Linked DNA regions of Homo sapiens: regions 1, 2, 3, 4 and 5 are each linked to region 6. Evidence: chromatin loops called from intact Hi-C (ENCODE). Cell type or tissue: PC-3. All regions are shown on one strand. Each heading gives the region's core, and the rest is flanking DNA. Links, peaks and the distances in the headings are about the cores only.

What was found. Hi-C counts contacts between places; a loop is a spot of excess contacts. Peaks named below come from ENCODE experiments on the same cell type or tissue, not always from the same donor. Only the 100,000 strongest peaks of a DNase experiment are listed, where the experiment ranks them.
Region 1: a loop joins it to region 6, with 12 times the contacts of the local background. A loop is called at or near these places in 33 of 110 quality-filtered maps.
Region 2: a loop joins it to region 6, with 4 times the contacts of the local background. A loop is called at or near these places in 3 of 110 quality-filtered maps.
Region 3: it touches region 6 in a loop (7-fold over the local background); 3 of 110 quality-filtered maps call a loop at or near these places.
Region 4: a loop joins it to region 6, with 6 times the contacts of the local background. A loop is called at or near these places in 44 of 110 quality-filtered maps.
Region 5: it touches region 6 in a loop (5-fold over the local background); 34 of 110 quality-filtered maps call a loop at or near these places.

Annotation. Positions count from the first base shown.
Region 1 is chr5:119,019,900-119,025,086 of GRCh38, forward strand. DMXL1-DT (DMXL1 divergent transcript) reads right to left here. Exons shown (of 3, transcript NR_134250.1): 2 at 178-341. Among named protein-coding and RNA genes, the nearest start is that of DTWD2, 34 kb to the left of the region's middle. In PC-3, for the core only: CTCF peaks have their summits at 2,224 (motif pointing right) and 2,427; no DNase peak of the experiment used is centred there.
Region 2 is chr5:119,169,639-119,174,825 of GRCh38, forward strand. DMXL1 (Dmx like 1) reads left to right here. Exons shown (of 44, transcript NM_001290321.3): 24 at 552-1,642; 25 at 2,140-2,331. Among named protein-coding and RNA genes, the nearest start is that of MIR5706, 18 kb to the left of the region's middle. In PC-3, for the core only: no CTCF peak of the experiment used is centred there; no DNase peak of the experiment used is centred there.
Region 3 is chr5:119,741,451-119,746,637 of GRCh38, forward strand. No RefSeq gene overlaps it. Among named protein-coding and RNA genes, the nearest start is that of FAM170A, 110 kb to the left of the region's middle. In PC-3, for the core only: a CTCF peak has its summit at 2,730 (motif pointing left); a DNase peak (open chromatin) is centred at 2,741.
Region 4 is chr5:119,313,439-119,318,625 of GRCh38, forward strand. It overlaps a transcript of TNFAIP8 not described here. Among named protein-coding and RNA genes, the nearest start is that of TNFAIP8, 40 kb to the right of the region's middle. RefSeq lists an enhancer at 4,883-5,142. In PC-3, for the core only: a CTCF peak has its summit at 2,415; no DNase peak of the experiment used is centred there.
Region 5 is chr5:119,332,947-119,338,133 of GRCh38, forward strand. It overlaps a transcript of TNFAIP8 not described here. Among named protein-coding and RNA genes, the nearest start is that of TNFAIP8, 20 kb to the right of the region's middle. RefSeq lists enhancers at 454-503, 1,881-1,940. In PC-3, for the core only: a CTCF peak has its summit at 2,216 (motif pointing left); a DNase peak (open chromatin) is centred at 2,205.
Region 6 is chr5:119,409,950-119,415,136 of GRCh38, forward strand. No RefSeq gene overlaps it. Among named protein-coding and RNA genes, the nearest start is that of HSD17B4, 40 kb to the right of the region's middle. RefSeq lists enhancers at 363-632, 2,019-2,148 and a silencer at 2,105-2,399. In PC-3, for the core only: a CTCF peak has its summit at 2,276 (motif pointing left); DNase peaks (open chromatin) are centred at 1,502 and 2,282; H3K4me3 peaks cover 1,130 bases; H3K27ac peaks cover 1,339 bases.

The sequences.
Region 1 (5,187 bases), core at 363-4,362, 390 kb before region 6:
CATGTTTCTCTTCTAAAATACTCTTTTTTGTTAAAAAAATCATTTATTCTTATATTCATATAATAGCTTTTGAATACAAGCTCCAAAATTAAAATTAAATACGGTAACAAGTCAGCTGACCACAGTTAATTTTGCCCCAAGTCATATAATTACAGTCTCAATTGACTCGTTATTTACCCTTAGAAAGTCACTCCAAGCTGGCTGTGGTGATTCGTGACTGTAGTCCCAAGTACTTGGAAGTCTGAGGCAGAAGGATCATGTGAGTCCAGAAGTTGGAAGCTGCGGTGAGCTGTGATTGTGGCACTGTACGCCAGCATGCACGACAGAACAAGACTCTGTCTCTTAAAAAAAAAAAAAAGTTACTCCTATACTAAAAACACACACAGTGACCCACAACTATTACATAAAACAGACTAATAATTGAAGATTGAAAAGATTCATACTCCGCTATACATATATTCAGTTAAACCAGAATTATTCTAAAACAGTATAATCCATAATGTGGAAGATCAGTAGTGTATATAATCCAGAATAGTCCATAACCCCGAAAGAGAAATTAAGGACATGCATTTTGGTAAGATATGAATATTTGACATCCTGATAGTTCATACCTCCTTAAAAAGATGAAGGTATATTATGAATACTAAAGATCTGACTAGATAAGAGCTAAGTTTTACATTCTGGCTCCTAACTACAATGTTTATTTTCTTTCTTCTTTTTTTTTTTTTTTTGAAGGAGCCTTGCTCTGTCACCCAGGCTGGAGTACAGTGGTGTGATCGGCTCACTGCAACCTCCACCTCCCGGGTTCAAGTGCTTCTCCCGCCTCAGCCTCCTGAGTAGCTGGGATTACAGGCCCCACCACCATGCCCGGCTAATTTTTGTATTTTTAGTAGAGACAGGAATTTCATCATGTTGGCCAGGCTGGTATCAAACTCCTAACCTCAGATGAACCACCTGCCTGGGCCTCCCAAAGTGCTGCGATCACAGGCATGAGCCACCGTGCCAGCCATCCTAATTACAATATTTTCAAATAAAAAATTATGATAAATAATCTTAAATAGTCTGAAATCAGCTCTGCTATAGATAATTCATAAAGGCTGTCCAGCCCATTTCTGGCTCCTAGTCCAGTTTCCTGTCCCCATACTCCAAAGTCCTCTTCCCAAGACAGAAGTTCTTGATTCCCTGCCTGGCTTCAAGCTTTGGAAACAGTGCTGCCTTTCCTCAGGTAGGACAGCCAAAAAGTTATTTTTTTATTATGCTTTTTTGTATTTTCTAAATGTTCTATAATAAACTATTTTAAAACTCAGTTTTTAAGAAGCAATAAAAATATTGTAAGGGATTTACATTCAATTTGCAAGTGATTCAGTAATAAGTGATATGTGATCTTGCCATTTGTTGCATCCTTGTTCTGATTTCCCATAACAATTACCATATTCATAACCTAGGCCTTCCTGGTTGGAAATTGTCTTGTTCCCTCTGCCACCACAGAGGACTTAGAGCCCTTCACTGAGCCCTGCCTCCTGCCACTCTCATCTGTGGAACTGGGACCCTGTTAACTAACGGCTTACTTCTCCCATATTGCATGCCATAACAACACTCATGCTCAGGTTATCCTGTTACACCTGTGTGAACCTTCCTGCTAGGAACCGCTTTTCTGGCTCACCACTACTACCTGTTGCTGTTTTCCCTAGAGACCAAGTTCTGTAAGTCTTGAGGAGGTTGCAAACTGATGGTGCATAGGGCAAATTTAGCCCGCTAACATATTTGGTTTGGCACATTCAATGTTTGAAATGTTTACATTTGAATGTCCTTAGGCCAGACATATGTTCCCCAGTTTGCCATAGCCTCCAGTACTCCCTACTGTATATCTGCCCCTTTACTGGTTTACTTACTTGCTTGGAACATGAAGTCATTTGAGTTAGATCCTTAGGGAGAGAGTCCCTCCACTATCCCTACAGAACTTACCATCTCAGCTGGGCTCTGCTTATCTAGTAACTCAACAGAATGTCTAATTCTAAGTCTCAATTTTGCCTAGTCTTTCTGGCTCCGTTGATGTCAGCAAGTCCATTGTGTGAAATAACAATACTGCCTCAGTTGCAAGAAATTGAGCTAGGAAGATGATAAGATATTGGATGCTACTCTAGACTTACTGACTTGTTTACTACATCCCTCCAAATTATAGCTGTTCTCTGAAGAAATCTAAAAAAAAAGAAAGAAACTCACCAGAAGAGGGAAGCAAAGAACAGCCCAGATTTGCAGAAACATACAAATCTGATGGCTACTGAAGTAAGCATTACTGCACTTATTGATGACTTTAAGCAACTATCACAAGGATGGATGTTCATTGCCCAACCTTTCCATATGTAGTAGGTCCAGAAAATGCGCCCAGCCCCAGGCCCACATTCACTAAAGGATTGAATAAAGGATTCAATCCTTTATTCTCTACTGCATATTGAGAATTTGTTGAGTTTGAGAAAACATAGCATATCAGTTAGGGGAAAAGTTGGAGGAGGAAAGAGTCCAGATAGGGAGAACGTTGAAGGAGAAGTAAGAATAGAATAAGAAACAACCAAGCAAGCATGCGTGTAAGTAAAGAGGAAGGGAGGGGCCAGGCATGGTGGCTCACAACTATAATCCCAGCACTTTGGGAGGTCTAGTGGGAGGATTGCTTGGAGCCAGGAATTCGAGACCAGCCAGGGCAACAAAGCAAGACTGTAACTCTACAAAAAGAATTTTTTTAATTAGCCAGGCATGGTGGAGCACACGTGTGGTCCCATCTACTCAGGAGGCTGAGGAAGGATGATTCCTTGAGCTCCTGAGTTCCCAGGAGTTCAAGGTTACAGTGAGCTATGATCATACCACTGCACTCCAGGCTGGGTCACAAAGTAAGACCCCATCTCTGGGAAAAAAAAAAAAAAAAAAAGAGGAAGGGAGGAGGAAAGGCAGGGGAGCAGGAAAGCAAGTTAACAATTTATTGAGCATGTACACATGTGTACTTGATCCTTTTATAGATATCATTTCATTTAATGCTCACACCTTACTAAAGGTCACAGGGGCTCAAAGCAACAAAGTTGGAACGTATGTGAAGCCAAATATGTGACTCACAAGTCCATGCTCTTTTGATAACACCACAACTCTCTCAAAGGTGATTTATTTTAATCTGTGCAGCAAACTTTTACATAAGAGGTAACTCAACAGTACTTCACATGAGGAATAGATAAATTTAACTTTGAAAACAATCCTGTGAGGTACAGTTGGCCCTCCTTATCTATAAGTTTCACATCCACAGAGTCAACCAAACATAGATCAAAAATAGTTTTTAAAATGAAAAATAATACAAATGTTAAAATATATATATAGAACAACTATTTACATAGCATTTACATTGTATTATGGATTATAAGTAACCTAGAGATGATTTAAAGTATACAGGAAGATGTGCATAGGTTATATGCAAATACTATGCCATTTTATATGAGGGACTTAAGCATCAGTGGCTTTTGGCATCTAAAGGAGTCCTGGAACCAATCCTTCCCCTGATATGAGGGAAGACTGTATTGTGTTTTCCATTTTCACAGATGAGGAAACTAAAGGTCACAAAAGTAAAACATCATGCTGACAGCCAAGGGCTCTTGCAAACATCTGCAGTATCACTGGGTGTGTATGCCACAGGCAGAAGGGTTACCCCATTCTCTGGGCATCTTGCAAAGAGGTGAGCTAAGTAGGGCCAGGGTGCAGCTGGATGCATAACAGGGCTGTGCTTAAAGAGAGGAATCCACCCCTGTTCCTCTCCCCTTTATAGGGCAAGATGAAAGTGGAATTATGAACAAGGGACATAAAGTCTGGTCTGGGACACTAAATGGTCTGAATTTGGGTGCCAGTCATCTGGCAACACTGCTTATTAGTTCCTATGGAAAGTTGATTTTGGTCACAGCTCTGCCCACTGGGAGAAAAGGAGCAACAGTTACCAAGACAAGTTGTTTCAGACATAGCCACTTTCACTGGCAAAAGGAGAGGAGGCCCCAGCTTCAGCTAGTTCATCCAAACAACCTAGAGAGAACTTCTAGTGTCAAGAAGTCTTTAATCATTCATCAAAAATAGTGACAGAGCCAGGACTTGAATCCAGGTTTCGTTATCTCAGAATCCAGGTAGGAGCTATAAAGCTATTCCTTCATAAGTGAGGGACAACAGCCAAATCCAATAGCTATAGCAAATTTGAGGTTGTTTCACATGACTTTAGATTTCAGTTGTTCAAATGGCAGGTGAGTGTCAAACAAGGAAATGGTTCCAAGAGAATGATTCAATCATAACACCCCAGACACGGCTAGGGACATGAAAAGGAAGAACTGGGAGGAAAAGGGTACCTCAGAGATTAACAAAGGAATCACTCAATTGTCTTATTTATTTATTTGCTTACTTTATTTTTACTTTAAGTTCTGGGATACATGAGCTAAACGTGCAAGTTTGTTACATAGGTATACATGTGCCATGGTGGTTTGCGGCACCTATCAACCTGTCATCTAGGTTTTAAGCCCCCCATACATTAGGTATTTTTCCTAATGGTCTCCCTCCCCTTTCCCCTCACCCCCTGACAGGCCCCGGTGTGTGATATTCCCCTCCCTGTGTCCATGTGTTCTCATTGTTCAACTCCCACTTATGAGTGAGAACATGTGGTGTTTGGTTTTCTGTTCCTGTGTTAGTCTGCTGAGGATGATGGTTTCCAGCTTCATCCATGTCCCTGCAAAGGACATGAACTCATTCTTTTTTATGGCTGCATAGTATTCCATGGTGTATATGTGCCCCATTTTCTTTATCCAGTCTATCATTGATGGGCATTTGGGTTGGTTCTAAGTCTTTGCTATTGTGAACAGTGCTACAATAAACATATGTGTGCATGTGTCTTTATAGTAGAATGATTTATAATCCTTTGGGTATATACTCAGTAATGGTATTGCTGAGTCAAATGGTATTTCTGGTTCTAGATCTTTGAGGAATTGCCACACTGTCTTCCACAATGGTTGAACTAATTTACACTCCCACCAACAGTGTCTTCTTTTGAAAAGTGTCTGTTCATATCCTTTGCCCACTTTTTGATGGAATTGTTTGTTTTTTTCTTGTAAATTTGTTTAAGTTCCTTTTAGACTCTGGATATTAGATCTTTGTCTGATGGATAGATTGCAAAAATGC
Region 2 (5,187 bases), core at 535-4,534, 240 kb before region 6:
AGTAAAAATGAAATGTAGGCCTTTGGATATAGGAGTTTAGGTTTTCAGTGTGAAGTTGGGACTGGAGATAGAGATGATGTCCAAGTTATCAGTGTGTAGATGTTATTGAAAGTCATGGGGACTATATGAATTCAACTCAGGGAATATAGATAGAAAATAAGTCAGCAGTTGAACCCTAGGAGACTCTCAGTGTTCAAAGGTAGAGAAGATGAGGAGGACTAGCAAAGCAGACTGAGGAGAAGTGTTCAGGGAAGTAGGAGAAAAAGAACTAAGAGTCTATAACTGGACGTTTTAAATTATCCTAGAATATTACCTGAAGAGACTTGTTTCAATGGGAAAGCATCATAATCTTTGTTTTCCTACTTTGTTAGAACATGTTCATTATAAATGTGTTGTTGTCTCTTCAGTGCCATGGATCATTGTGGCCTATTAGTAAAATTTTGTCAAAAGACTCTTTAGATAAAGGTGTCATAGTAGATAGAGAAAAGACACTACAATAGAAACACACAGTTCATAACTTTTCTTGGCTCATAAAATGAATTTACTTTCAGATCAAGTTTTATCAGCCAGTAATCCTACAGTTTTTAATTTCTACAATTATCTAAGAACACATCCTCTTTTGCTGAGACGTCATTTTGGATCATCTGATACATTTTCCACACATATGAGCCTAACAGGAAAAAGTGGACTGGCAGGAACAATTAATTTAAGTGAAAGACGTTTATTTTTTACCACTGCCAGTGCTCATTTAAAAGCTGGCTGCCCAATGTTGGCTTTGGAAGTATTATCAAAGATGCCTAAAGTCATCAAGAAAACAAGACCTTTTTATAGGGCTTCTAGTTTTCTGGATACTAGTAAAGACTGTTCTCCTTCTTCTCCATTAAAGTTGGATGCAAGGGAAGATAAGTCTTCTGCTGTTGATTGGTCACAGTCACTGATAAATGGTTTTGGATCTTCTTCAGAGGGTTCCTCAGAGAAGCAATCAAACTCCACTCTTTCTTTTGACTGGAGCCAACCAAGTGTTGTGTTTCAGGATGACTCTTTAGAGTTAAAATGGGACAGTGATAATGATGAAGAAAATGAGGATGTCCCTATTTCAATGAAAGAACTAAAACCTTTACAGAGAAAAACAGATAAAAAGTTGGATGACATAAGTTCTAACTACACAGAATCTTTCAGCACACTAGATGAAAATGACCTTTTAAATCCATCAGAAGATATAATTGCAGTTCAGTTAAAATTTAGAGCATGTTTAAAGATTCTCACAGTAGAACTTCGTACTTTATCTACTGGCTATGAAATAGATGGTGGAAAATTGCGTTACCAACTATACCACTGGCTTGAAAAAGAGGTGATAGCTCTTCAGAGGACTTGTGACTTTTGCTCAGATGCTGAAGAACTACAGTCTGCATTTGGCAGAAATGAAGATGAATTTGGATTAAATGAGGATGCTGAAGATTTGCCTCACCAAACAAAAGTGAAACAACTGAGAGAAAATTTTCAGGAAAAAAGACAGTGGCTCTTGAAGTATCAGTCACTTTTGAGAATGTTTCTTAGTTACTGCATACTTCATGGATCCCATGGTGGGGGTCTTGCATCTGTAAGAATGGAATTGATTTTGCTTTTGCAAGAATCTCAGCAGGTATGTAATTTACTTGATAGTCAAAAATGGTACATGTCTAAAACTGTTTTTGGTGTTTCTTTTTTGGTTTTGAATACTAAGACTTGATTTTCTTTATTACGGTTGCTTTAGGGAAAGCTCCCTTTTGTGTGGTCCTTCATATTATGAATTATAGAGTTGTGTATTTATAGTAGTTACAGACGATTCAGTATCAGGCCTTATGACCTGCTTAATTCACACTCCAAAGTGTTGTCTGAATGCCTTTGTAGGGTGACAGACTTCTTATTGCAAGAGGATATTGTCTTATTTTTTTTTTCCCTCTCTGTGCCCCTAAATGTCTTATTTTTAAATATGATTATTGAAATGCTGACTTCTTCACATCCCTTCTAACTCTAAGTTTCTATTATGCTTTTATTTTTTAATTGTTTTGAAGTGTTTTAAAGAGCCCTTGATTTACTGAAGTAATGGTTTGTAACTGTAAATAGTTGGTTAACCTTTTATCCCTCTTTGTTTTTAAGGAAACATCAGAACCACTATTTTCTAGCCCTCTGTCAGAGCAAACCTCAGTGCCTCTCCTCTTTGCTTGTACAGCCAATGCCAAAACAGTAGTTGCCAATCCATTATTGCACCTTAGTAATCTGACACATGATATTCTCCATGCCATAATAAACTTTGATTCACCACCCCACCCTGATATCCAAAGCAATAAAGTAAGTATGCTTGGTTTCAAGCTTTTACTTCATCTGTACAATGATAAAACTACAAGATAAATATTAAGGCTTTTTTTTAAGTAATTTTAAACATCAGACTAAGCATAGCAATTGTTACATTGCCAAGTTTATGTTGATTCCTATTAAAGAAATCTTCTGGTTGTAGACTGGCTTATCTTACTCATGTTACTTACACCCGGTAGAGTTCTTGAATTTTTTATCACAATGCCTAGTTATTTAGTCTAGCTGCTTTAAGAAAAATAGGTACGTATGAGTCCTTTAGTAGTACATTTAACCAAAAAGCTCATTGTTTTTTAAATATAGAAACTTAATATTTTAATGTAAAGGCACTAATATGTAAACGAAGTTTTCCCTTGTTAATACTAAAGAAATCCACATTTTAAGGATAATGTGAACTATTTGCCCCTGTCATCCTTCTAGGATAGGCAGTACTTTGTGAACCAGCTACAACAGAATCAGCTGCAGTGCTTGTTAAAAGTCTGGATTCTCAAGTTCACTCCAAACTTATTCAATCAGTTTGTGAGAGTATGTCCCAGGAATGTATATTTTTAAAGAAGTTCCTTGTGTGATTCTAATGCATGCAACTAATTATATTGTTATAGTTAATTGTCTAATCAACCAAAGCATCCTATTCATCATTACTTTATCTGCTGTTAATGTCATATTTTATCTTTACTTTTCAGACATATTGAAATCCTTTGAAGTATAACTGACTTTGACCATTTTCATATATCCCTAGTGGTTTTTGTTTTTTTTTAATAGTCTATCATGTAGCTCTCATCCACCTCACAGGTTGTATCACACCAATTCGATTTTCTGTTTTCCTGATGGTGGACTGTCCTACAATTTTACCCTCTTTAGTTACCTTAATCCTTGTAATTAAATTTCACTACTTATTTTTCTGTACTGCTCTGTAGTATAAATGCCCATAGTGCTTATTATACAGTTTGGAATTTAATTTCTTTCAGATTGTGCTCATTTTAGCCAAACTATATTTCATATTTAAAACTAATTATAGCATACCTGTGGTGTATCAGTTACCTTTTGCTGCTTAAGAACTGTCCTGAGGCCAGTGTGGTGGTTCACGCCTCTAATCCCAGCATTTTGGGAGGTCGAGGCAGGCAGATCACCTGAGGCCAGGAATTCAAGACCAGCCTGACCAACATGGAGAAACCTTGTCTCTACTAAAAATACAAAAAATTAGCCAGGCGTAGTGGCACATGCCTATAATCTCAGGTGTTTGGGAGGCTGAGGCAGGAGAATCACTTGAACCCAGGAGGCAGAGGTTGCGGTGAGCCAAGATCGCACCATTACACTCCAACCTGGGCAACAAGAGCAAAACTCCGCGCCCACCCCCCGCCAAAAAAAAAAAAAAAACTGTCCTGAAACATTAGTGGCTTAAAAAGCCATCATTTATTTTGCTTATAATTCTGTGAGTTGGTTCATTAGTTCTTTGGTTTGGGCCAGCTATACTAATGTCTGGACTCTCTCATTCATCTTTGGTCAACTGGTGGGTTAGTCAGGTTCTAGATGATCTAAGAAGGCATCATTTACATTTCTGGTGGTTGGCGCATGTTGACAGCACTGACAGGAGAATCTGGGTCATATGTATCTCATCCTCCAGCAGGCAAGCCTAATATATTTGTCTGGATTCACCAAAGAAACAGAATCAGTAGGATGTATGTGTGTGTGTGTGTGTGTGTGTGTGTATATATATATGTGTGTGTGTATATATATATATGTGTGTATATATATATGTGTGTGTATATATATATATGTGTGTGTGTATATATATATATATATATATAATGAGAGAGAGATTTATTATAAGGAATTGTTTTATGTGGTTTTGGAGGCTGAAAAGTCCCAAGATCTGCAGTTGGCAAGTTGGACACCCAGGAGAGCTGATGGTGTAGTTCCGGTCCAAATCAGAAGGCCTGAGAACCAGGAGAGCTATAATTTAAGTTCAGGTCAGAAAGTCAGCAGGCTGAAGACCCAAAAAGAGCTGATGTTTTAGTTCAAGTCTGAAGACAGGAAAAGCAATGACCCAGCTCAGTGCAGTTAGATGCGAGTTACTCAGCCTTTTTGTTCTGTTCAGGTCTTGCCAGTTGAGTCTACTCACATTACAGAGCACAATCTGCTTTAATCAGTCTGATTCAAATGTTTGTCTCATCTGAAAACATTTCACAGACACCCAGAATAATGTTTGGTCAAATGTCTGTGCACCCCATGGCCCAGTCACACCTAGATTTTTTTCAAATGGTAGTTTCAGGGGTTCAAGAGCAGCAAGAATAGAATTTGCAAGGCTTTTTGAGGTGTAGATTCGGAACTCACACTTCACTTCTGTTGGGTCCTCTTGGTCGAACAAGTCAAGCCCAGCTCAGATTCAGTGAGTGGAGAAGTACGTCCAACTCTCTCTTGCAGAAGCTGCAAAATACTGTGATCATTTTTGCAAGCTCCCATATATAGTTTTTGTCATCTTCAATTATATAATATCTTTTAATTCATACTACGTTTTATTGACATTTGAAGGAAAAATTAGCAATTAGATTTGATCTGTCATTCTCCATTTTTATCTACAAAATGACTGGCATACTTCACAATCAGATGAAGAACCTGGTCTTTTAATATTCTAGTCTGGTTTGCTTTCTTACCTAGCTGAAGTTTCTCCTTCATCCTCAGTTCTGCCTAATGTTATGGCCCTTGCCATGCCATGTTTAGAGTCTTCTCTTCCTTAAAACAAATGCCTGACTCCACTGCCTTTCAGTTACTGCCTTTTATACCTTATATCCTTTCTCTTTCTCTTTCCTCTAGTTTCACTCTCTTCAAATTGTT
Region 3 (5,187 bases), core at 477-4,476, 330 kb after region 6:
TGAGGCTTTTATGAATTCAGGCAGTTGTAAAGTAAACCTGGTATGTGTGAAGGGAGTAGATTACTTAGTGGAATAAACCTTAAAGCACAGGCAATTGTGCACCACACAGCCTTTACCTGCCCAGTGTGGGTATTTGGTGATGAGGGCATGAGGAGAATAACAGGATTGAATTGAGTTCTACATAACCTGCTCTATTTTAGCCTGTCAACTGTGTATAACTCTTAATTCATTAGCTGTTTTCATATTAATTAGCTCCTGCATATTAAGTCTTCTTTCCCCCAATCATGACTCAAAGTTTAACCACTCTTCTCAATTTGTGACATTAAGAAGAGTCATATAATGAATTGCATTTTCAATCAACTGTGCACAGATTGTCTTCAATGACAGGCAAACCCAAGGGCTGTAGTTAAAGCTGCAGAAAAAATCCAAAGACCTTTTGCATATTGCATAAGCACATATGGGATTCTCTGCTTTAGCATCCTATGAGAATGAGGCTGATCAGATTGTTCTGAAGGAAACAAATTATAGAAAAGCTTTTGCCAGAATCTATTGAAATCATTTTCTGTTAGCCAGGGACTATTTTTTATTCCAGATTCTTGTAATTAATTCCATATTCAAAGCCTGTTTTCTATAGGCAGAAAGATACACTTCTTTCTCATTTTTAAAGGGTGACAGGTGGGAAAGTTTCTTAATTTATTTTCTTGGAGAAAACAATATATAGCAAGGCAGCATTACAATCTCTTTTAAGGATTTATTGAACTGTCAAACTCTGGGGGACTGAAGCTGTACAAGGAAAATGAATAAACAGCAGATTAGCATTTAGACAATATTCTTTTACTGCTTGACTATAGGAAATAATGCTGAATAAAATTAATTTGGAATTTGGCAGGAATTTAAATAGTAGAGGTAAAGCATGCAAATAATTGAGTACATCTGAGTCTTGTAGGAACATTTATTGGAGTAAATTAAGGAATACCATGATGACAAAGATTCTTTTGGACGCTCTAAATACAGTCATGCATTGTTTAATGATAGGGTTACGTTTTGAGGAAGCTGTAGGACTGGAAGTTGCTCTGGGTGAGTCAGTGAGTGAGTGTGAAGGCCTAGGACATTACTGTCCACTACTGTAGACTTTATAAACACTTTACACTTAGGCGAGACTAAATTCGTTAAAAAGTGTTTTTCTTTCTTCAATGATAAATTAACCTTAGCTTACTGGAAACTTTTTACTTTATAAACTTAACATTTAAAAAACTATTTGACCCTTTTGTAATAACCTTTATGTACCACACATAGTTGTATGTGCTACATTTTTATATGACTGGCAGTTCAGCAGGTTTGTTTACACCAGCATCACCACATGGCTATGACATCACTAAGCTATACTAGTTTTTCAGCACCATTGTAATTTTATGGGACCGCTATTTTATATGCAGTTTGTCATTGACCAAAATGTCATTATGTGGCATATGACTGTTGAAAACAATAAGAAAGTAATGAAGTTTATATCTATCCAATACTTCTCTGGAATTAAAGAAAAGAAAAAGCCCTTTTTTTTAGCATCAGGTTTTTTTTATCACTAGCAAAATTGAGGACTAAAACCCATTGTTGGTAGTAACCATTGAAACCATAATTTGTTGGTGAGTTGTCTAGGCCAGAAGTATAATGATTTCAAACCCTATGTGCCCAGTTTCTGTCAAGAATAAATAAAGAATGTCCATGTTCTAGTTATTTGGAGTCTTTGGATTGCATTAGATGAGGAAAGGACACATCATTTTTAATAGAAAGTTTTTTTTAAGAGAAGGACCCACTCACCCAATTTAATTACTGTAGTTTATTGAGCATAAAGGGTGGACATTTCAGTTATTCTCCTTACTTTCATTTTATATCCAGTTAGAACTAGGTAGCCTATTTAAAAGTATATGTTCAAAAAAATACTTATATTTAATGGAGAAACTTAAAAATAGCCTCAATTTGAAAGCCGTTTATTTTACTGCTGAAGGCTCCAAACTGTGGCATGACTTCATTAGATTACACAACTAAACAGAATTAGTTCATTGCATTCATTCTTCTTATTCTATGATATCACCTTTTGGGGCATTGTTGGGCCATCTCCATTATGTGTCTTGAAATGCCTGAGTCTATTATCATTTTCAGTCAAGAAAATAGTGGTTCACTCTTTTCATCCCAGCACACTTTATCTAGTAGAAGAATTTGGAAAGAAATGAAGTGACCTCTGCTTAATATGGTTGGGAACAACTTAAAGACCAAAGAACTGGTGTGGGGACAGTCCATCTATAAGAGGACACTAATAGGGACCAAACCACTGCCCAGAGGGTTGTTTAGATGCAATATCATATTCTAAATGGCAGTACCCCACCTTTGCATTTCTTTCTCTTCACTCTTATTAGTTTATCTGAGTGGACATCTTGATAAGTCTATTTTTGCTATGCCTTTTAAAATAAAGGATATCCTTTCTTTGAAGAAAGAGGAAGAAAAGGAAGAAGAAGGAGAAGAAGGAGAAAAGAAGAAGAAGATGAAGAAGAAGAGGAAGAAGAAGAAGAAGAAGAAAGGAGGAGGAGGAGGAAAAGGAGGAGAAAGAAGAAGAGGAAGAAAAAAATAGATTAAAAAAAGAGTAGGTTTGGGATTACAGGAATCTGGGCATCAATTGTGGGTGTGATTAATGAGGGCCATACTGTTTTACCTGACAACAGTGACCCCAACTGGTTGAGTGGAAAATTGCTTAAGAAGACATGCTTGGCCTAAGTAAGGAATGAAAACACAGAGAATCACCATGCCTGAGAGTAGTGAGAGGTGATGGACAGGAGGCGTTTTTTTTCTTCCCTTTGCCTCCTTCTTACCCCCTTCCCTTGCCAACTCTCGCTCCTCCCTTCCCTTTTCTAACTTTCCTTTCTGCTCCTGTTCCACTTCTGTTCACTAACCCAAATGGCTATTTTGTGACACAGACTTGATTTACTATAAATATTTAGTACAAAAATGAATTATGGAGGAAAAAAAAGAGACCCTCCAAATCCATTAATCTCATGACCTAATCCGATATTACAGTCTATGTCCCTTGAGTGCAATTGCATTATTTAAGCATAATAGTGATTTGAATTTATAGATTTCCTAAAGCCACGAGTAGAATTGAAGACCTATCACGTTAGTGTAGATCTCTCAGCATAAAAATTCATTTGAGGCAGTACATTTCAATGCCCAGTGGTTTTTCCTGAGTATGTTTAAACATGAGGTAACCATATATCTCTTGCTTGTACATCGGATTATTTAAATGCTGAGTGCAAAATTGGAAACATATTTGATTTCCTTAAGTCTATTCAGCAGCATAAAACTATTATAAAAACATTTGTAAGGCTAACAGACTTTTTCCTCCATAATCCCAAAGAAACTGTTGTTCAAATGTGTATTGCCAGTAGGTGCTGGCTAGGCCTCAGAGGATTTATAATGAATGATCTAAAGGTTCCCCCTCCTGGCCGGGCGCAGTGGCTCACGCCTGTAATCCCAGCACTTTGGGAGGCCGAGGCGGGTGGATCACGAGGTCAGGAGATCGAGACCATCCTGGCTAACACGGTGAAACCCCGTCTCTACTAAAAATATAAAAAATTAGGCGGGCGTGATGGCGGGCGCCTGTAGTCCCAGGTACTCGGGAGGCCGAGGCAGGAGAATGCCGTGAACCCGGGAGGCGGAGCTTGCAGTGAGCTGAGATCGCGCCCCGGCACTCCAGCCTGGGAAACAGAGCAAGACTCCGTCTCAAAAAAAAAAAAAAGATTCCCCCTCCTGTTGGTGAACAGGAAATACTTCCCTTAATGAGGGATGTTTTCGTGTTATAGTTGAAAGTCCTTCCTTCATTCACCGAATTCCTATTTCATTCCAGTTCCGTGTAGCCATTGAACATTGTGTCTTTGTCTCTCTGGCATCTAAGACCACTTATATCTTAGGAGAATCCCTAATTAGATGTTATCTTGATGGGGTCAGTGTCCACTTCTCAATATGAAAATGCAAAGGGCTAGGTCCTCTTTTTCTCTGATCCTGATAATACTGCCTAGACATAACCCAGCCTGAGTTGATTGGATGCTCCTGCCGAGGATTTTAAATCTTGAATGAGTAAACAAAAGAAAGGATGATAGCGTTTCCTTCACAGAAGTGGCAGTGATGTTGAAAATCCTGTGGTGGAAATATCCTGGCAGGTTAATACTGCTAAAAATGTTTGTGTGCTTCTGGCTTCTTGGTTTTTCAGATATATATTTTCTAAGCCTGATCCTTAAGTTTTCATCAATGCTGAGAGTCCTCAATATTTTTCCAATAATTTTATTTTTGGTTGACAGAGCTAGATTTAGTATCAGTGGTAAATAGGAATACTGGCCTCTATTCTTAACCTCCCCTTACATCCAAACCTTTTGCCTTGTGGCTTTGCAGTCCTTCCCACAGTTGCAATGTGTTCTTCCTCGTACCTTGACTTTGGGCTTAGCCATAACTTGCTTTGTCTAATGGAATGTGAGTGGAAGTGGGAGTGTGTCAGTTTTTAGTTTAGACCTTAGAAGGCATTGCATTTCTGCCTGCCTTCTCATGCTTTTGCTGTTACCTCCTTGATACCTTCTGTTCCTTTATCCTGCACCCTAGAATGAATACCTATTGAATTGCTCAAACATCAGTGAGTATCAAAGTCCAGCTGGAACCACAACTTGAATCAGCACCATTTGCCAAGCCCAGTCTAGACTAGTTGGCTGTCAAAAGAATCAATGATGTGTGAGTTCAGTTGAGTTTAGCAGAACCAAACCTCTCATGCTAACCTGTAGATTCCTGAGACATACATGACTTTGTTTTATGCTACTGAGATTTCATGTCTATGTTTTGCAGCATTACTGTGGGAACAGCTAACTGATATGTATCTGTTATACGCAATTTAAAGTATTTCAGCAGACGTTGATAATATGAAGTGTGTGTGTGATCCTATCTTTAGCTCACTGGGACTAAGTGCTGCATAGCTTTAGCAATTATGTTTTCCTATTCTTTTTCCTGTTGATGGTTGGAATGAGCATGTAACTTAGTTTTTTCCACCAATGAGATGTGTGGCGAGGCTTTCTGTGTGTGTGTGTGCGTGTGTGCATGTGTAAAACTTTTTTTTCCTTTCCTGATAAGAGGGGATACATTGGAAGAGAATTTCTCTGT
Region 4 (5,187 bases), core at 420-4,419, 97 kb before region 6:
CACCATTGCCAGAGCTGCCAAACCCCCAAATCCAGAGATGTTATACTGTTCCTAAGGGTCTCATAATAGGCACGGGCTTTGACATTTTCTTTTATTTTAAAGATGCCCTACAACAGGGAAGATATGCATTTGCTAAAGTTTAGTACTTGCCAAAATATGATAGCCTCCTTTTTAACAAATGATGTTTATTAATAGAATTGTCAGTACCTTTAATAATTTCATGGAAGTACAAATTATGTGTGCTTATTTTAAATTCTGGGACTGGTATGTTGTGAAGCAGCCTTAAGATGGAATGCTTTTATTTGGTACATATAAACATAATGTGATCCTTGTGCTTAAGAAGTTTATACACTAGCTGGAGCAACAAGGCTCAAGCACATGAAACATTTTGCATCTCACTTAGCTTTTGAATTAAGTGCTAAAGTGTATGCTGCTGACCAATTCATTTATTCAGCAAATATTAAAGTGCTTATTATTCACTAGGCATTCATGTGTGGGTTTTGAGGTTAAAGGGACAAACAAAATTAAGTTAGTTTTCCTTGCTATAGACAGAGTAAATGCAACTAGCATAAAATCTAGTAGAGGCAGCATAATTACTGGTTAAGAATGACCTGTGTCATGACACATGCCTGGCATTACAATCCCAGCTACTTGGGTGGCTGAGGCAGGAGGATTACTTGAGCCCAGGAATTCGCATCTAGCCTAGGCAATATAGCGAGATGCTGTCTCTAAAAACAAACAAACAAACAAACAAACAAACAAACAAAAAAACCATGTCTGTCGTCTGTTTTGTTCATTTGTGAATCTCCAGCACATGGGACAGGGTCTGGCCAGTGGTAAGCACTCAGTATTAGTTGCTGACTGAATAAATGCTGATAGAAATAGTCCCTGTCCTCTTGGAACTTACAAACTAGTGGTAAGACCAGGTTTTCCCGGATATGTTCATATGTTCTGTGAAATGTTTCCTCTCTCTGTCATATACACATGCACACACACACAAAAACAGACAGATTCAAAGACATACACGGTGCCCTGTGGTCTTGTTGATGGAGTCTGGAACAAAATTTGTGTATCATGCATCCTCTCCATATCCACAAACTTTTCTTCTAACCTTGTCCAACCCAAATCAGTAAGAACTTGAAACACTCACAGGTGGTAGAGTTGAGTTCATATCACTGATTGGGATTTGTTTTTTTGTTTTTGAGAACCAGAGAGACAGTACTGTGTAGTGGTTAAAAGCATCAGCTTTGGAGCCAGAGAGAAATAGGTCCAGGTCCTGGCTTTGCCTTGGATAAATTTCTTAAGACTGCATAAGCCTCAATTACTTTATCTATAAAATGAGGACATTAATAGGACCTGCTTTTCAGTGCTGTCAGGAGTTAGTAAGATTAAAGCATGTATGGCGCATAGTAAAGTACTGTACTCATCCTAACCACTTACTACAAGTTACCAATTATTTATTTTTTTTCATTATTTTCTGTCACCTAGGCTGGAGTGCAGTGGCATGATTTCGGCTTACTGCAGCCTCCACCTCCCGGGTTCAAGCAGTTCTGCTGCTTCAGCCTCCCCAGTAGCTGGGATCACAGGCACTCACCACTACGCCCGGCTAATTTTTGTGTGTGTGTGGTTTTTTGTTTTGTTTTGTTTTGTGTTTTGTTTTTCGAGATGGAGTCTCTCTTTGTTGCCCAGGCTGGAGTGCAGTGGTGCGATCTCAGCTCACTACAAGCTCCGCCTCCGGGGTTCTCACCATTCTCCTGCTTCAGCCTCCTGAGTAGCTGGGACTACAGGTGCCCGCCACCAGGCCCAGCTTATTTTTTGTATTTTTAGTAGGGACAGGGTTTCACCATGTTGGCCAGGCTGGTCTTGAACCCCTGACCTCAAATGATCCACCTATCTTGGCCTCCCAAAGTGCTGGGATTACAGGTATTAGCCATCTCACCTGGCCATAAGTTACTGATAATTCTTATTCCTGAAATGGGAGAAGAATCCTTATTATGTGTGTATGCATGTGTGTGTCTCCTTACTTTTTTCTTATCAAAAAAACAACAGACAATGTGTGTTGGCATAACCAGTAGATTGGCACACATTTGATGAGAATACTGTAGCCACAGTCTAGCTCCCAGGGGAACAGTGCCTTTCAGGGGCAGTGCTGTGCCACTGTCTGCAGAAGTTGGAGTCAGGCCCAGTGTTGTTGAACACACTGAGGAAGCTGGCAGAAGACCCCGAGGTGTAATGGACAGGAGGGAAGCATGTGGGCTGTTCATGACCTTGGAGCTTTTTTACAGGAATCAAGCTTTGCTGTCAGCTCCTGACAGGTTCCTGGTAGTGTCGTCTATCTGAAGATGAACCCCACCTCCACCACCCACACACACAGAAGTCTTGATTGCAGTTCCTGTGTGGGTCCTCTGGGTGTCTTCACACACACAGATTTGTTTATTATTTTAAATGAACTTGGCATTTCTCTGAGGCTGGTTTAATGGTGCCCATTAAAGAGATGGCAGCTCCAGAGTTTCTTCATTGTAGAGCTGGCATTTTACCATGTGAGGAAGTAATTCTGTCTTCCTACCTGTGAGGCTTATTTTCTAAATCTCCAAAACTGGAGTGTTTTTAGTTGCAATGTTAAAGCTGAAATAAATTTTTATGCACTAGTTCCTGTTCACCTAAAAGGGTAAAGAACTTTGCAGATTAGAACTACAGTTGACCTTTTTCTAGTTCTTCCACTTTTTTTTTTTTTTTTTTGAGACAGGATCTTCCTGTGTCACCCAGGCTGAAGTGCAGTGGTGAGATCATAGCTCACTGCAGCCTCTAACTCCTGGGCTCAAGCGATCCTCCCACCTCAGTCTCCTGAGTAGCTGGAACCACAGGTATGTGTCACCATGCCCAGCTAAGTTTCATATTTTTTGTAAGAAACGGTTTCGCCATGTTGCCTAGGCTCTTTTCGAACCCCTGGGTTCAAGTGATCCTCGCATCTCGACCTCCCAAAGTGCTAGGATTACAGGCGTGAGCCGTCACACCTGGCCTTCTCCACTTCTTTCTATGTCCCCTAATCATGTTGATTCTGGTACCAAGATAAAGAAGACCCTAGTGTGGAGAGATACAATGCATTTTTGAGTTGGGTTAAATTGATTAAATGACTTACTTGATGGTATTGATAAACTCTAAGGCAGAGATTCTCACACTTGGCTGCACATTAGAATCTCTTTCAAAAATCCAGGTGCCTCAGGCCTACTCCAGACTAATTAAGTCAAAATCTCTGAGGGTGAGACTCAGGTATCAGTATTTTTAAAACCTCCTCAGATGCTTCCAACATGTAGCCAATTTAAGAACCAGTGCTCGAGAACATGGCTCTCAACTGGGGGCAGTTTTGCCCTGCCCGCAAGAGACATTTGGTAATATCCAAAGACAATTTTAGCAAACTGGGAGGGGTTTGCTGCTGGTATCTAGTGGGTAGAAGACAGAGATGCTTCAAAGCATCCCACAATGCACCCAAAAGCTCCCCATAACAATTATGTGGGCCAAAATATCAGTAGAACCAAGGCTGAGAAACAATGTTCTAGAAAAATCAGGCTGAAGAAATGCCAGAGCAATGTATATGCCTGTTGTGAGGAAATAATAGCATGTAGAACTTTACATTTTTAGCCACCCGGCAAGATAATAAAAAGGAAGTAGTTTTGCCTCTGCCCTTTGAGCCTCTTCTGCGTCTGCCATCATGGAGGCCTGTCCTTGTGGCTGGTGCACCTCCTGGTTCCGATTTCTTGGGTAGGACTTCTTCCTGTAGTCCATAAATTTATTGTACTTGAATGGCTTGGAAGAAGACCCAAGTTAAGAACATTAAACCAATAGAAATTAGCCAAAATAAATAATTTTTAAATATGCTTTTAAATTGTTTGGCCTGATATAAAGTTTTCTAAAATTACAGAATGAACCATTTGAAAGTGATTATATAAGAAATTATATAAGAAATCTGATTCTATGTGCTGTAGAGACTTTTTATTCTTTCTTCCTTTTGATTAGATAAGGGGAGGCTAAGAAAGGCATTTTTTAATTGTATCAAAATCAGTTTTCTTTAATTTTGAGATATTCAGGATGCTTTCATAGCAGGTTATATTGACCTATATTTATCATCAAATATTTACCTTATATGATAATAATAATAATAATTATTATTATTATTATTTGAGATGGAGTCTCACTCTCTTGCCCAGGCTGGAGTGCAGTGGCGCGATTTCGGCTCACTGCAACCTCCACCTCCCAGGTTCAAATGATTCTCCTGCGTCAGCCTCCCAAGTAGCTGGGATTATAGGCATAGGCCACCATGCTGGCTAATTTTTTAATTTTCGTAGAGACGGGGGTTTCACCATGTTGGCCAGGCTGGTCTTGAACTCCTGACCTCAAGTAATCTGCCCGCCTTGGCTCCCAAAGTGCTGGGATTACAGGCGTGAGCTCCTGCACCCAGCCCTACCTTATATAGTTGATATCATGATCTTTATTTCCTTTGGACACATCCACTTTTCCAGAGTGTGGGACACATAAAAGATCTTCGTCATAAATAAGTTGTGTTTTTTTCTTGTATGCAGTTGTCAAATTTAGTCTTTAATCAAGGTGGTGAATTTAATTGACTTACCACCTTGATTAATTATATTAATTAATTATAGTCAAACATTAATTATAGTCAAACTGTTTTCTTCCCCAAAACTGATCAAAGTAGTCACAGCTCTTGAAATGCTCTGAATTCATTGATCTTTTGCAGGTGATTGATTGACACTTCTTTTTTTTTTTCAGTTTGTCCCTTTAAACGGGGATTTCAAGTGGTACCTTTAGTGCTCTATATCAGCCTTTTGTTCTAGAATGGATTTCTTTTTGAGACAGGTCTCCCTCTGTTAGCCAGGCTGGAGTCTGGAGTGCAGTAATGTGATCACAGCTCACTGCAGCCTTGACCTCCTGGGCTCCAGCAATCCTCCCACGTCAGCTTCCTGTGTCGCTGGGACTATATGCATGTGCCATCATGCTTGGCTAATTTTTTTTATTTTTTATTTTTGTAGAGACGGGGTTCCCCTATGTTGCCCAGGCTGGTCTTGAACTCCTTGACTCAAGTGAACCTCGTGCTTCAGTCTCCCAAAATGCTGAGATTACAGACATGAGCCACTGTGCCTAGCCTAGAACTAAATTGATGTACATATGAATCTG
Region 5 (5,187 bases), core at 636-4,635, 77 kb before region 6:
TGTCCAAACTCTATTCTTAGTTCTCCTGAGAACAGAAACACCTCTGAGCAATACGTATTATTAATAGACGTTCATGTTTATACAGGTAGGAATGAGGTGTTTTTTTTATTTTCTTTTTTTCAGGCATCTGTGAATGGGGCCTCTCCCTTTTTTTTAGTTTTTTTTTTTTTCTAAGTATCTGTTTCTATTTTCTAGCATGTTGAAACGTTAGACTTCCTGTTTCTGCTTGATTTTGAATATACTCCTGTTTGCTTGTCACAGGTAATCTTGCATTTCTATGTAGTTGTAGTTTACAGGGAGCAAGTGCAGGCAGCAACCAGTCCATCCCTGTTGTGAATGTGGAGACCTCTCTGGACTCACAATTAAAGGCTACCTAATGCATTCCACTACAAGTGACGAAACCTAGCTCCCAGAATAACAAGCAAGACAACTTTCAAAGTGACTGTAGTTGACCAGTGCCTTCTGTGCATTTATGTGGTAAGCTTATGGTAGATTTTTCAAAAGAATAGTATAAATTATTTTGAATTATTCTTGAGAAGGACTGAGTCTCCCCGAGGGTGATGCAGGTTCCATAGTGTACACGTCAACAGGGTGGTTGCATGCATTCCTCAAGTCTGTATGACTCTACCAAGATACTGTGAAGTTGTCCTTCTGATTGCACACGGGGAGAAAATGCTGAAACTAGGTGAGTTAAAACGGCCTTCAGAATATGTTTAGATATAATGTCTTTGTTGAAATCTGGTAAAATGTTCAGATGACTAACATAGTATTGCTGTCTTCAAGGAAATAATGTTTGGTCGTGGCTTTAGAGCTACTGTGTTCAACAAATCACTGTTTTGTTTTGTTTTGCTATGGCTCTGGGTGTGGGGAACCAGTGTTAAGCAGGGAGAGGTATGAGTATTGTGGGTGGAAAAATGACATTTAAAGTTTGCATGTAGACAGTTTCATTTGTAAACAGATAAAGATTTGAAATGTTTCAGAGATGGGACTCTGAAAAGATTGGATGGCTTTTTCACTCAGAGTTTCTCTTTTACATTTTCCATGCGTTTATTAACTGTAGGACACCTCTGGTTCCCAGTGGTCTGGTAGCAGTGGTAACACCGTGGGGCAACCCGTAAACACAAGGCTGTTTATTTCTATTCTCTTATTGGATAATTGTTTGAATATTGCTGTTGCCATTTTCTCTAACAACCAAAAAAAAAAAAAAACGGTTTACCTTACATATAAAGCATTTTGTACTTTTAAAATAACACCTTAGGTTTGTTTTTAGCCATACTTAATGCTCCCACAAGTAGACTTAATTTTATTTTTAAAGTAAATTGAAAAAGTTATCAAGGATTAGAATAGAGTGTTTTAAATAGCCCTTAAAGTTATATTGGTATTTATACACTTTTGTTCAAGTTGATATATAATATTTGCTTAGGTTTACTTAAAATTGTTCTGCTCAACAGATTTTTTGGAGCTTAAATTTAATACTAGGGAAAAACTAGAATTTGGAAGACATAGGTGGGTGTTGGTATAGCTAATCTTTTGGTCCATTATTGAACCCTTGGCAGCCAATAAATATTATTTCATAGAGTCCTGACTTCTCTTGTATGGAATGTGGTCACCTGCATATCATTTATAGTAAATGTACATTCGTCTACTAGATGCCTAGAGCTGTGCATGTGATCCTTTCGTGTGTGTGTGTGTGTGTGTGTGTGTGTGTGTGTGTATACCTGGGAGTCTGAGGCAGGAGAATTGCTTGAACCTGGGAGGTGGAGATTTCAGTGAGCCGAGAATCGCACCACTGCACTCCAGCCTGGTGACAGAGTGAGACTCCGTCTCAAAAAAAATGGTTATGTGTCTGTGACTGTATGTCATTGCATATATAGAGTTGAGATCAGAGCCAGCTTTGCTTGGGAGGATTTTGTGGAAGAAGTGAGTTTTGGGTAGAGTTCCAAAGGGAGGGTAGGTAGCGTACTTTGGCAGAAAGACGTGTACATAAAGCTTCCAAGGCTGGAGTGATTAAGTCATAAGCATTCAAGGGTAAGCATGAACCATTTGAGAACGAACTGTAAATTCGTGGTTGAAAATAGCCAGGCTAGAAGTGAAGGGGAGGCAAGGTTGTGCGTGCCAAGCTGAGAACCGTAGTGGCAGAGTGGCGCGTAGGAGCTTGTCTACTCTGTTCCTGGTAAATTTCACTCTTGGATATCAGCACATCCTGACCATGTTGCCATCTAGTGGAACTGGCTGAATTGCCTGTGGGAGCATCACCACCTTTTCCCAATTCAGGATAAACTCTAGTGTGATATCCTGGCAATAGGGAAACGTACTTCTCTTTTGCCTAGGAATTTTAAATGAACGAGAGAGAGGAGGTGAGTGCTCTCCCCAAATCACATTAATTTAAGGAATTTCTCATAGACAGTGTCTGGAGTCCATGGCATGACTGCTGAGAATGCTGGGTGTAAATGTCCATCAGCTTAAGGTATGGAGCGAGCAGGAAGCAGTGCTTGGGAGGTTCTGCAGTGGAGTGAAAGCATACCGCATCTCGCTCTGGGCCCTTTATGTTTCACCTGGGCTGGCTTGTTTTTGTCATGTGGTTACAGAGTCCATCCCAATGGCAGAGAGAGCCCTCTGACCATAAGCACCACACCCCACAGACCCCAGACCAAAGACATTGTAAAGGTCTGTAATCCTTCTGCCCTCCCTTCCAGCCATCCATGGACATATCTATTCAGCAAATACTTCTTGAATTATGTCCCAGGCACCTTCCAGGTACTAAGGCAGTGAACAAAGCAGATAGAAATCCCTGCTCTTGGAGAGCTGATATTCTAGGTGTGGGCAATAAACATCAACAAAATAAATAAGTAAAATATATAATAAGTGGAGAACCGAGTGCTAAGTAGAAAAAGATATTTTCAAGCTGAAGAGGGAAATAGGGATTGTTGCAGGGGGTGAGGGGGTGGAGGTGGGTAATTGTGGTTGCAATTGTGAGTGAATCCTCACTGAGAATGTGATTGATATTAGACTCACCTGAGAAGTGTGAGGAAGCCAGATGTGGATATCCTGGGGGAAGAACTTTCCAAACAGAGGGCAAGCGGCTGCAAAGGCCCTGAGGTGAGAATGGGCTGATGTGTTCCAGAAACAGTACAGAGGCTTAAGGGAGGGGGAGAGATGAGTCAGAGAGGTGGTGAGGGGCTAGATGGTGGGACCTTGTGGACAGTTATAATGAATTTGACTTGTACTGGGCATGAGATGAGAAGCCATTTGATTTAGTCCAATCTTCTCATTTACAAATGCAACGTAGGCCAAAGAAATCAAGGCAGGTGTCCCTGATCATCCAGCCTCATGGTGTGAGAGCTGGGATGAAAACCTGCCTCCTGCCTCTGGCACTCTTCCGGCCACCCTGCCTGCCCTGGGGGATACATAACCACATGCAGCTGTAGACTTCCAAGTACAGTGGTCTGAGAGGAAGAAAAGTGCTGTGGGCTCCTCCAGCACCTGTGTTTCAACCTGGTTCATCTTAGATATTCCCCTGCTGTGTCTCTGTCTACCTATAGAGGCCTCATAACAAACACAGAAAGCCTTAGACTTCTTATACTTCTTATTTCAGAGAAATACTCTGCTGAATATTGCCTTGCTTTGTTTTGCTATGGAGATAAATCCTTCAGGTTTTCCCAATGGTATTCTGCCCATTAGCTGTGAAGCACAAGAACCTACAGTCTCATAAAGCCTCCCCTATTTCTTATTTGCATTCATTTTTAAGCTATTTGGATATAATAAATATAAAATTTCTACAGTCCTAAGAAGTTTGATCACCCCATTCTCAGTATCACCCCCTCACCCTGAAAGTTGGTAAGACTGAATATTAAATGTTATTTAAAATGAATTTGAAAACAGGATTACTAGTTGAGGAGAGAATGTGAACTCGCCACCAAGTACAGCTTAACATGGACCATTTTGGCCCAATACTCATTGTCTTCTTGTTTTACTTTGAAAAAGCTCAAGCCTTTTTTTCCCCTTCTATCTCCTTTAGATCTTATGACCATTGTCCTCTGGACACAGGCCAAATCCTCTAATATCACTTTATGATGAAAGTCTGGCCAGTGCTAAGTATAGAAGAAAATGACTTTGTGCTGTCATCGGCATTGTCTCCTGTTTAATTGTCTCCTAGCCTGTATCCAGTGGACAAAGTGACATGAAATATTTGCTTGTGGAGAGAACTCATCCTGAATTCTCTTGCCTCATTCTTTCCCTTCCTGTTATAGCAGAGCTCCCATTCTAGACTATATGAGATTTACCTCATCATCATATCTTGCACTTGCATTTGTTTGTATAGCACTATTTCTTTTTTGCCAACCAAGGTGATTTCATGTTTATTTGTATATGTTGTCTATAAATGAGCTTGACATCCCACCAGCTTGAGCCATTAGGGTTAGCATTGATTTGCTTCCTTTGGTATCATTTCTCCTTTCAGTAAAATTGCCTGTCACTAGAACCTGAGGGCATAGACCTCTGTGGTCTTTTGGTTTCTATTTTTAGGAGAGTGGTGCTCCTCAGGGAGCTATCTGAGCTGGATTTGATGAGAAGCTAAGAATGAGTGCTTGCTGGAGGTAATTTCGTTATCAAAACTCAGGGTCATGTGCTTGGAAGTTAGCAGCCAGAAAAAAAAATAAAATAAAAAATGCCAAGGCTAATAGGACAACAAAGTACATGCAGAAATGCAGATATTAATGCGGGGCTGCCGTGAGCAGTAGGCCGTAAGAAAGCTTGACAAGAAGCATTTCTCCAGTTCCTGTTTACCATCTAAACTGGAGCATTACAGCATTTGCTGCATGTGGGAGATGGAGAATGAGAGTGCTCAGTTAAAGTTGCCACCAAAGAAAGCCTCATTAACACCCTAACTGATTTCCCCAGCTTCCAGAAAATCTTTCTGTTGGAATTCAGCATCTCAGCTGTAAGACTGCCAAGTAGAAGTGCAGAAATGCAGTTTGCTGTCTGCGGAGCCGCAGGTGGACTTTGAGCACATTCTAAGACAAAAATCTGGCCAGACCTTAATAGGCCAGGGCTTTCCGCTGATTTGCCCCTCTCCTGCTAACTGCTGAATAATGTTCCTCCCCTTCACCACATGTGCCCCTGAGCTCCTCACCACACCTTCAGCTCCTGGGAGAGATCCCAGGGCAGACCTGACATCCTCATTCCTGG
Region 6 (5,187 bases), core at 749-4,748:
CTGAAACAAATGACTTACTTCATGTAAATTTTGTATTGATAACATGCCTTGTACTACGATGAATTAAAGACAGTGCTAATAAACATCTTCTATCACCCCAGGGATTCCTGAAGTTTCCCTTATCACCTTAACAGTTATTATCTGAGATCTGTGTTGTTGTCATCAAATGTTGTCATTGTCTTGGCTTGTCTCCTTGAGATTTGTGTGTATGTGACTTGGTGACTATAGAAATTAATGAAAGATATGGGCAGAGACTGAAACAGTACTGAGCAAATGAATACTAATGATCCTTATCACAGGTCAACCAGCACATGATTGCTGAGAGTCAGGGCCACCACACTTCACAACACCAAGAGCTCCATTTGCTCTCTATTCAAATACACAAGGTTCCATAGTCACCTGGGCTGTGCTAGACTACAGAGAGGGAAGGGCTGAAAAGTGATTGAGGTGGATTTGTCTTGCTTCCTGACAGCCCAGCATCCACTTACTCTACTTAAAATAGCCTCCAACCTTCTCAGGGAGTCTACGCTTCTACTCTCAAGGCTGGGGGTTCCAGTGGAGCTGATTTCCAGCTCTAAGGGTGGCATGTGACCATGTTTGACCATCAAAGCTTCACATTCCCTTGACTGCAGTGATTGGATCAGAGATGGATAATGACAGGCCACCGGGACTTCCTCCTCTTTTGCTGAGACTTCTGAGATGAGTCTTCTTGACACAGAGACTTCTCAGCCAGAGTACAAGGCTGGCCTGCTTCTCAGAAGTCCCTGAGCTTTGGGGCCCAGGTGTAAAATGATATTGATTCAAGCAGGTCTCAAGCTGGGAAGGAACATATACCATGGCAGGAATACAAGTTTATGGTGAGCTGGAGGCACAGATTTCTCCATAATAAATAAGCATTGTGTAGGAGGGACCAGTGTTAAGAGCAGAAGGGTGTTAGGGAGGGGCATCTGGCGGGTTTGAGGAGTCTGGATCTGAACTCTGCTGGAGGATTCCAAGATGCGGAATGTGATGAGTCTCCAAAATTGCAATATGCTCCTCCAAGCTTTCAAGATCTCTGTAGTGAAGAGCCTTGGCTGCACCCTCCTTCCTGTAGCCAGCTGCATGTTTGCACACTGAAGAATTTAGCCATTGCTCTTTCTCCAGTCCTCTCTGCTTTAAGGCATCTTGGTTATTGTTTTTTCCTTCTCCCATCTTTTCTCCCACCATCAAGGTGAGACTTCACTTCATCTCTGGCAGTGTTTAAAAGAAATTTCCATTCAGCACAACTCTTTGAATCCTTTGGAGAAGAGTTTATCAAAGAAATGTAATAGGAAAATAAACTCTGTGGCAAACATTTGGCAATTTATTTTCAGTTTTTTCCCTTGTAGTTTGGCAACCTGTTCTGATGAATCCATGTGCATGAATAAGCGACAGCCAGGATTCAAGGAATTGTATTTCTATTGTCTCAGTCATAACTTATCTCCCATTGTGTTGACTCCTCCCTGTATTTTTTGCCTGACATACTGCCTGCAGCTTCTGAGTAATTCTGCTGAGGGACTAAATATCTTACTCAGCTCTATTCATCACTCCTTTGTTCAAGCTGAACTAATAGCAACAACAAAAAACAAATCCCCAAACAACCGTATGGTAATTTGGTATATAACATGCCACCATTTATGGGGCTGAGTTTTAGAACGTCCCCCCACCCCCTACCCCCCGCCCGGTGCCAAGGACTCAGGAATGATGGGGAGTGTAATTGAGGGATTTCCATTTATGTCATTCCTAGGAAAGTATGTTTCCCCAGGCTCTCAATCTGATTTTTCTCCTCTTACTGAGTGCTTACTGTAGCCTTTACAAGGGATTCATTGGTCTGTATATCATCTAATTGCTTCAGTGCCATGATAAATCAATTTAAGAAGCGATTGAAGCGTTCAACATAACAAGTCTTCCCATAAACCAGCTATTTGGGCTCTGGTGGCAAATCGGAGAGCAGAGACAGGCACCGGAGGGTGCCCTCAGCACGGAGACAGGAGCCCACTGCTGGTAGTTTGGTATTGGAAAGTGTTCCTTGGGGAAGTCAGCCAGGACAGCAGCGGGAGAAGAAGCTGCTCCGGGCTAACTTTGCCTCATCGTAACAGCGAGATCTGTAGATACTAGCTCTGCCTTTGGTCAGAAGAAAGTCTCTGAATTATTAGAAGGAAAAAGAGAGTGGGGGAAATAGAAACAACAAAAGTTCTCTATTTCCTCGGGAATGGTAGAGCCTAGCCTTGAAGACGCTAATGTTTCTGTGGCTCTTTACTCCCTCTTGTGGCCATATGGTGCCAGTGTTTTCTATCACAGACCATGTTTGCATCAATCACTCTGTTGTTTAACGTGAGAATATAATTAGTTTGGATGTAATAATCTAAGGACACAAAGCAAAGAGGGTCTATGTGCATCTGGACACACTTCTCAGAGAGTTAAAGAATTCAGTCGTAAAAAGTCGTAAATTAGCACGTAGATCCATTGTTCCTGCCAATATATAGCTTCACAAACACCTTTTTCACCAAATATTGGACTAGTACAGGGATTATACGACTTGGGAAGGAAAGAAAGCAAAAGAATTTTACTCTTTTACTTCAGCTGAGGGTAAATAATATAAAATTTCCCTACAAGAATTAAAACGTAGGATCTGAATTCATACATACATCTCAGCGATGTAATGTATGTTTGTAATATTTTTGGAATTATTTTACTTATTGCATATTGTATTCTCTGTAACATGCTCTCCTCTGCAGCACAGGCAGGAGTGGAACAAATGACAATTTAATTGAAAGGTCCCTTTTTTGAAAACTTGAATAGGATGGGCAGCTCTCCAAGAAAATGTACTAGAAATAGATTCTGTTTTTCAAGGAAAATGAGCTGGCAGCAATTTTTAAAGTGCTATGCATTGCTTTAGGATTATTCTCAATAGGGCCAAGTACATCTGCAGTGTGGCTTAAAGTTTTCAGTACTTTGGTAAATTATGCGACATTAAAACAAAAATACTATACTTTTTTCACAGGTATGGACTCTGTACAGGGCATTCTTTAACTGGCCTGGCTGCTTGGGCGTGGTCAAGGTACTGTAAACATTTGTCTTTCCTGGTAGGGTGGGCAGCCTCTACAATTGTCCCCACAATCTTTCCCTCTTGGTATCCATGCCCTTGTACAATCTCTCCCCTTTGAGCATGGGGTGGACTTATTGACTTGCTTCAAATGAAGAGAATATTGCAAAAGTTATGGGATATCATTTCCTTAGGTTACAAAAAGACTATGGCTTGCCAAAAATGGAAGCAACCAAGATGTCCTTCTACTGATGTGGCACATCCACAGAATGGATCATTATTCAACACTTAAAAAAAAAAGAGCTTCATCTTCGCTGTTAAAATTGACAGTATTGTGGATCATAAAGCCAGTTTCCCTATATTTAAAAGGCTTGAAATCAGGGAATGTTCTTTGATGATAATGCATTACACTCAAAATCATTAATAAAAAGATTACTAGGAAATTTCCTTGCTTGATATTAGGAAGCAAACTTGTAAATAGCTCACACATCAAGAAAGAAATGTTAGAAGCTGGAAACCATCATTCTCAGCTGCTGCGGGAAGTCAGGGACCCCGAATGGAGGGACTGGCTGGAGCTGCGGCAGAGGAACATAAGTTGTGAAGATTTCATGGACATTTATCAGTTCCCAAATAATACTTTTATAATTTCTTATGCTTGTCTTACTTTAATCTCTTAATCTTGTTATCTTTGTAAGCTGAGGATGTACGTCACCTCAGGACCACTGTGATAATTGTGTTAACTGTACAAATCGATTGTAAAACGTGTGTTTGAACAATATGAAATCAGCACACTTTGAAAAAGAGCAGAATAACAGCGATTTTTAGGGAACAAAGGAAGACAACCATAAGGTCTGACTGCCTGCAGGGTCGGGCAAAAAGAGCCATATTTTTCTTCTTGCAGAGAGCCTATAAACGGACATGCAAGTAGGGAAGATATCACTAAATTCTTTTCCTAGCAAGGAATATTAATATTATTAATACCCTGGGAAAGGAATGCATTCCTGGGGGGAGGTTTATAAACGGCTGCTCTGGGAATGTCTGTCTTATGTGGTTGAGATAAGGACTGAGATATGCCCTGGTCTCCTTCAGTACCCTCAGGCTTACTAGGGTGGGGAAAAACCCTGCCCTGGTAAATTTGTGGTCAGACCAGTTCTCTGCTCTCGAACCCTCTTTTCTGTTCTTTAAGATGTTTATTAAAACAATACGTGCACTGCTGAACATAGACCCTTATCAGTAGTTCTGCTTTTGCCTTTTGCCTTGTGATCTTTGTTCTGCTTTTTGCCCTTTGAAGCATGTGATCTACTCCCTGTTCTTACACCCCCTCCCCTTTCGAAACGCTTAATAAAAAACTTGCTGGTTTGAGGCTCAGTTGGGCATCACGGTCCTACCGATATGTGACGTCACCCCCAGGGACCCAGCTATAAAATTCCTCTCTTTGTACTCTTTCTCTTTATTTCTCAGCCAGCTGACACTTATGGAAAATAGAAAGAAACTACATTGAAATATTGGGGGCAGATTCCCCCGATACTCAGCAAACTATCACGAGGACAGAAAACCGAACACCATGTGTTCTCACTCATAGGTGGGAATTGAACAATGAGATCACTTGGACACATGGTGGGGAACATCACACACCGGGGCCTGTTGTGGGGTGCGGAACTGGGGAAGGGATAGCATTAGAAGAAATACCTAACATAAACGATGAGTTAATGGGTGCAGCAAACCAACATGGCACATGTGTACCTATGTATCAAACCTGCATGTTGTGCACATGTACCCTAGAACTTAAAGTATAATAATAATTTTCTAAAAAAAAAACTGCCAAAGGGGGAAAAAAAGAAGTTAGAGAACATTTTAAACTGGAAAACTTCAAAGTTTTCTTTGGAAACCAGGAGGGAATGATAGAAGGAAAGGAGAAGCAAGGTTGTGGATTGTAATGGTGGATCATAGAATCTAAGCAAGAGGAGAAAGTAAGACAGAAAAGAGGCTGGCATTAGGAGAGCCAATGGAGTCAATGCACTTCCATGAAAAGGCATGGAAGAAACTGAAATTCATATTACTAAGTGAAGAAAGCCCATCTGAAAAAGGCAACATACTGTATGATTTTAACTATATGACATTCT